Linked DNA regions of Homo sapiens: region 1 is linked to region 2. Evidence: chromatin loops called from intact Hi-C (ENCODE). Cell type or tissue: sigmoid colon. All regions are shown on one strand. Each heading gives the region's core, and the rest is flanking DNA. Links, peaks and the distances in the headings are about the cores only. Region 1 overlaps FZD7 (frizzled class receptor 7). Region 2 overlaps KIAA2012.

Region 1 (2,890 bases), core at 1-2,500, 51 kb before region 2:
ATGTAATGTTCACTTGAGTGGAACTGCTTTTTACATTAAAGTTAAAATCGATCTTGTGTTTCTTCAACCTTCAAAACTATCTCATCTGTCAGATTTTTAAAACTCCAACACAGGTTTTGGCATCTTTTGTGCTGTATCTTTTAAGTGCATGTGAAATTTGTAAAATAGAGATAAGTACAGTATGTATATTTTGTAAATCTCCCATTTTTGTAAGAAAATATATATTGTATTTATACATTTTTACTTTGGATTTTTGTTTTGTTGGCTTTAAAGGTCTACCCCACTTTATCACATGTACAGATCACAAATAAATTTTTTTAAATACAAAATGAACATTTATTTAGTTTACTATTCCTGTAATATTAAACCAAAGAAGAGAAAGAAGGAAAGTATGGGAAAATAGTATGGAGGGACAACATTGGGTGTGTCCCTCAAAGAGAATGGTGTATATTATTGAGGTCTTTTTTGCTCCCGCCTTTAAGATAGAGTATAATGAATGCCTTGACTGTCATTTAATTTTTTTTTTCCTGTTGTTGCTGCTTCCTGCCTTCCTCCACACCACCCCACTACATACCCCTAAGCCTTTTTACATCCTGCTTTGGATGACTATTGAAGGTATTGAATAAGCATCTCTTTTAGAGAAGTGCTGTCTGATCTATGTTTTTACTGCCCTTAGGAGATGAAATCCATATTCAAAAGGGACTAGAAGATAGTGTTTATATTTGCTGCTTTTTTTGGTAGTGTTTCCCTTGTGAAGAATACAGTGAGTTTTTGGGTGTTTGGTTTTTTGTTTTTTTTTTTAAACTGATCAGTGTTTTGGTATTCTAATGTAACTTATGTAGATTGGTAATCCTTAAATGCTTTGGGTTCAGGTGCTAGGGAAAGTCAGTGGATACTTCGAGATTAGAAGCCTTGCTTGTGGAGTGTTCTCAGCTGAAGGCTTCCCTCTACCTTCTAGGTAAACCAAGCAGAGGTCAAGCAGCTCCCAAGGTGGCAATGACTCAGCAGCTCCGGCAGCAATAGACTCCATGCCTGACCCTGGGATGGCCTCTGAAGCCACTGAAGCTATTCTTTCCTCTTGAGAAGAGGCTAACTTTGGAATCAGATTAGACAGGGAAGCCTTCACTAGCCAGAAACTTTGATATGAAAGAGTCCCTCGGGAATGGAAAAGGCACTTTAATACATCCAATTCTGAGCCTTACTAGAATTTTTTTTCTTTCCATTCACCTCTCTTCTTTAATTCCGGTGCCTATTTCCTGGCTTTTTCTAGTACAGTGGCTTCATTCCCTGGCAGCCGTGGGGACTCAGGAGCAGACTGGGTGCTGCTGTTTCTCTTGCCCCGCTTGGCCTCAAAGTTTCTGTAGTTCTAAAGTACAACAGAAACAGTTCTGTTTTTGTTTTAATTAACAGGCTCACACACATGGCTCGTGTGTTTTTCAAACGCATGAAATGAAAACCAGTGACAGTTCTCGCAGGAGCAGGAAGCCGCATGTATACAGTTCGTGCAAAGCAGCTTTTCTTTAAGATCCTCCCGGGTTTTGAGCATCACAATGGGTATGTGAGGTCATCTTAACCTGTGAAGATTTTGGCATCAAGGAAGGGAAAACAGTGATTGTAAGTCTCTGAAGGTTTACCCAGTTTTTGTTCATAAAATGACACCTTTTAGGTTAAAGCATGCCTCTCTTAACACCACACTAATACCGCCTGTTAAGAATGTTTGCTTTTAGAGTAGGTGGAAGGCTCCCAACGGGGTTTTTTCCTTGCAAATTAACTGCTGAAGGCACTTAGACCCTTCTACAGGGAAAGCCCAGTGGCTGCTCCTCTGAGTGTGTCCCCTTCGTTTCATCAGCACTGCCTTGTCTTTCAGGGCTCTCAAAGATTGAAGAGTGTTGGTCTTTAGTAAGGGAACAAAGACGGCAGATGAATACATTGCTACCTGCTTTTTTTTTTTTTTTTTTTTTGGTAAGCAAAGATAAAAGTGTTCAGTTTAATTCCCTTCACATTGTGCTGTGTTCTTATGCAGTCAATTCATACCTAGGAATTTTAGAAGCGCAGGGATTTTTCTTAAGGAGGCACATCTCTGCAGAAAATATGTGAGGGAGAGTGTTTGTGAAAGAGCATGTGTAGCATTTAAGAAAAACATTGGCAGGAGTTTGGTGTTAATCCCCAGATAAGGAGTAGAAACACTTGTGAAAATTTTCTGCAGTTTATAAAACAAAACTACTCTGTACAACAACCCCATGCAACACCTATTCTTTTTAAGTAGGTATGTGAGAAATCTTGGCAAGAAAAAAATAAAATAAAAGTCTGGACAACATCTTACCATTAAAATACAGAGAGAGAATTTTAAAATGTGCCTAAAATAAAATAATGATATTAGAAATCATCTGGGTAGAACTCTAGTAGTATAACAGCTGTAGGTTTGAGCCCTGTAATTATACTGGGAAAATCTCTTCTAACTCTCCCATCTTTAATTTCACTGAAAAGGCAGGTGGCTATTTATAGATGGTATATTTTTATATATGCATACGTGAAGGGTGAATAACAGCCTACGGGGCTCCAGGAAATCCTAGAAGGGTCCAAACCCACACCAATGTGGACTGAAATAAGCAATTCATAAATCTGTTCTATTTTTCTCTGATTTACCCCCCTCAGTGGCATTAAACCGAATTCATAAAACTTGGTTCTTCACTTCTCCTCACTGTGTGACATTTCTTACATCTGAATCTGTGTTCTTTACATTTCATGCTAAAGTAAACTAGTTAAAAAGGGTACGATTAAAATGCCAGCTCTTTAGTAAACACACATTGTGTCTCTTACTCTCTTTGGTTCTTTAAAAAAAAAAAAAAAGATCTAGTCACTTGGAATTTTCTCAATTTGTGGATTTGTA
Region 2 (2,914 bases), core at 159-2,658:
AGTTCTTACAGTCTGGGAAACTCACTGAGGCACCTGCTTCGAAACATCTTTATTTATTGTTTTGACATCAAGCTGGTTCATGGTGCTAACTCCTGATCTGGTCCTTTGATGAGATGGTCAGTTACTGAAGAACAAGAAGCTTTGCACTGATGTGAATTTTGAAGCCCTAGATTCAAGCCCAGCTCCACTTCTAACTGGCTCCACACAGTTGCTCTCTATCCTTCCAGGCTATATTGTTGCCTTGGGAGACTTCCTTAGCCAAAGGGGACTAAGTGGGTTTCATTTCTCATGCCAGTTCTCACTGGAACACTGTGTGGATCACTTTCATGGAGCATCCAAGAATATATGCTGTATGTTTCCATTCATATGAAGTTCAAGAATAGAACAAAACAGTCCACGGTGTTAGAAATCAGAATAGCAATTACCTGGTGGGTAGGAGGATACTGACTAAAAAGCGGCATGAGGGACTTCCTGGGTGGATGAAAATGTTCTGGATTTTGTTTTCTGTGGTGGTTACAAAGGTATATACAATTGTCAATATTTATCAAATGAACATCTAAATATTCTGTGCATGTTATATAATTTATGCCTCAGTTTCAAAAATGTTCTTAAGGAGAAAATGGATTCTGAGATCACCTTCAGTTCAGCAGTCAAGAATCCTGTGATTGATTAGGGATGTCTGCCATGGACACTGGGAAGGGTGAGAGATGTCAACACAAATATCACACATTTGCTATTCTTTTGCCTAAGCAATCATCCTCTGAGAGTTTCTACATCACTTAAGTGGTTGTAGTAACTCAGTCCACCTTATAGGATTACAGATGAGGTGAAAGTTCTTTGTATAATGTAAATTCCTAGTCAATTGTAAGATGTTATTATTCATATTTATTCCCTATGATGTCTTGCACAGTGGCACTGACTTTGGCAGATAGGTTCCCAGAAAATTCTCCCCAGCTTAAATGAAATGCATCAGAGCCAGATATTTTCAAAATGCCAGGCTCCCCATGAACATGGACATGATTTGTCTGTCCCATTATTCACATTACAAACATTGAATGCCAATGCAGATTTGTGAGCTGGCTTTCCCATTACAGTACAGAGCCATTTTTGAAGATACTAAAATGATTTTCACAGGCTGAACTAGGTAATGTGTTTTCTTCTGAAGTTTTTACCCTTTCCTAATACTCTATCTCAAGATGGGATCTGGTATATGTCATTTCTCCTTCTGCTTCCAACTGCAAACCTGCAGGGGCCTTTCAGAGCTTTGCTCTGAGGGCTCTTGGTTCATGTCTATTAGCCGAGGCATCTGTTTTTGGTGCCTTCTGGCACCTTCTGGGAGTTTCCTGGGTTACTGATGAAGATTGTGCTAACCAGCCTGTATCACTGGGTGGCTCAGGGGTCAGCAGCTGTGCTGTTTCCTGACTGGTGTCCCCACAGGGAGAGCAGGACAGAGCCTGGCAACCATACCTCCACTTCCGAAGCCAGCTGGAGAGCCAGGCCCAACGGCAGATCCAGCCAGGGCATTCAGCCAAGAGATACCTCCGAGGCCTCCTGCGGACTTGGCCCCCAGACGCCATGTATAGGCTCTGGTGCGCAGGTCAGTGGGGAAATGGGAGGGGGGCACACCCCAAACTGCCCCACCTCCCATTCTGGTGTGACAGTGTGTTTTCCATCAAGACCTGAAACACCAGGATTTCAAGCCCAATTCTGTGTTAAAGCAAAGTCCCCACGCTTGGTAGCCCACAAGCCCCTTTCACGGCTCCCGTCCTTTGTCCTCTGACGCATTTGCAGAGGGAAGAACGGCCTGAAGTCCTGCCTTCACTCCCATCCCTTGCCCTCAGCAGCCTCACATGCCACATCCAGGCCAGAACTTTCTTCCCAATCTTCTCCACTCAGAGACCCTCCAGTTCAACACCCATCTTTTACAAGATAAGGAAGAAGAAGCCCAGAGAGGCAAAGTAATTTGTCCAAGATCATTCAGTCAAAAGCAGAGCTGGGACCAGAAGTCAGATCCACCCTGCACCTCCACAGTTCCACATTCTTCCCAACATTCCTTAGTACCCCATCTGAGGTGATCCCAGGTCCTCCCGGAAGTGAAATGTTACGACTCTTCCTCTTAAAAATGGCGGCTCTCCAGCGCAATCCATTAGGAGTGCGATGGACACCCTTCTGATGAACAGACCCTAAATGCACTCTGTAGATGCTTGAAAACAAAAATGGGAAGTGGTTGGGGATTAGAGTTGCCAGATTTAGCACATGCATACCCACCCCCGCAACACGCATAAACAGTTACGCTTGCAATCTTCAATCTTCGGGATGTACTTCTACTAAAAAAAATTCATTGTTTATCCAAAATTCAAACTTAACTGGACATCCTGTATTTTATTTGGCAAGCCTATTTGGGATGAGAAGAGTGAGCAGAGAATGTGCCAGTACCCACTCGGCTGTTTGCCATTTCTTCAGCAACAACAAACAGCCAGGACTAGAGAAAGACTGACTTTCTTCCTGCTTTATAGGTTTACCCTGAGGAAGAAGAGAAAGCAATTCACTCCCCCAATAAGTGGTGACTTGAAGCAAAATGAAAGTTGTGGGCTCCTCCAGTCATTGGTTTTACTCTCAGGGCAGTTCCACAGTTATAGGCAGTTCCATTTATTTGAAACTTTTGAGAAAGAGCCCCTTAACCAAAGAAGTGTTTCTCATTGAGTGGGGCAGAGGGCAGAGCAGGCCATTCTCCTATAGCCTAGGTCCAACATTCCCCAGAATGAAGGCCCCTCTTGACCTCAAAAAAGGTCGAGTCCTCCATTGGAGTCTATGGCTAAAATGTGTGGTTTAAGGAAAGATACACACACACATGCATTCTTGAGCTCCTTGCCATAATTCCTTGCCAAAGCCCCTCTTGAAGTTGAGGACCTCA

The links. Hi-C counts contacts between places; a loop is a spot of excess contacts. Peaks named below come from ENCODE experiments on the same cell type or tissue, not always from the same donor. Only the 100,000 strongest peaks of a DNase experiment are listed, where the experiment ranks them.
Region 1: a loop joins it to region 2, with 2.1 times the contacts of the local background. A loop is called at or near these places in 2 of 110 quality-filtered maps.

The regions. Positions count from the first base shown.
Region 1 is chr2:202,038,113-202,041,002 of GRCh38, forward strand. It overlaps FZD7 (frizzled class receptor 7), which reads left to right. Exons shown (of 1, transcript NM_003507.2): 1 at 1-329. LOC124906114 (a long non-coding RNA gene) reads right to left here. Exons shown (of 2, transcript XR_007088053.1): 2 at 1,382-1,574. Among named protein-coding and RNA genes, the nearest start is that of FZD7, 5.7 kb to the left of the region's middle. RefSeq lists enhancers at 493-1,692, 1,366-2,021. In sigmoid colon, for the core only: no CTCF peak of the experiment used is centred there; DNase peaks (open chromatin) are centred at 1,009 and 1,316; H3K4me3 peaks cover 2,021 bases.
Region 2 is chr2:202,089,333-202,092,246 of GRCh38, forward strand. KIAA2012 reads left to right here. Exons shown (of 24, transcript NM_001277372.4): 3 at 1,438-1,597. The region is part of intron 3 of KIAA2012-AS1 (KIAA2012 antisense RNA 1); the gene reads right to left. Among named protein-coding and RNA genes, the nearest start is that of KIAA2012, 18 kb to the left of the region's middle. In sigmoid colon, for the core only: no CTCF peak of the experiment used is centred there; DNase peaks (open chromatin) are centred at 1,509 and 2,439.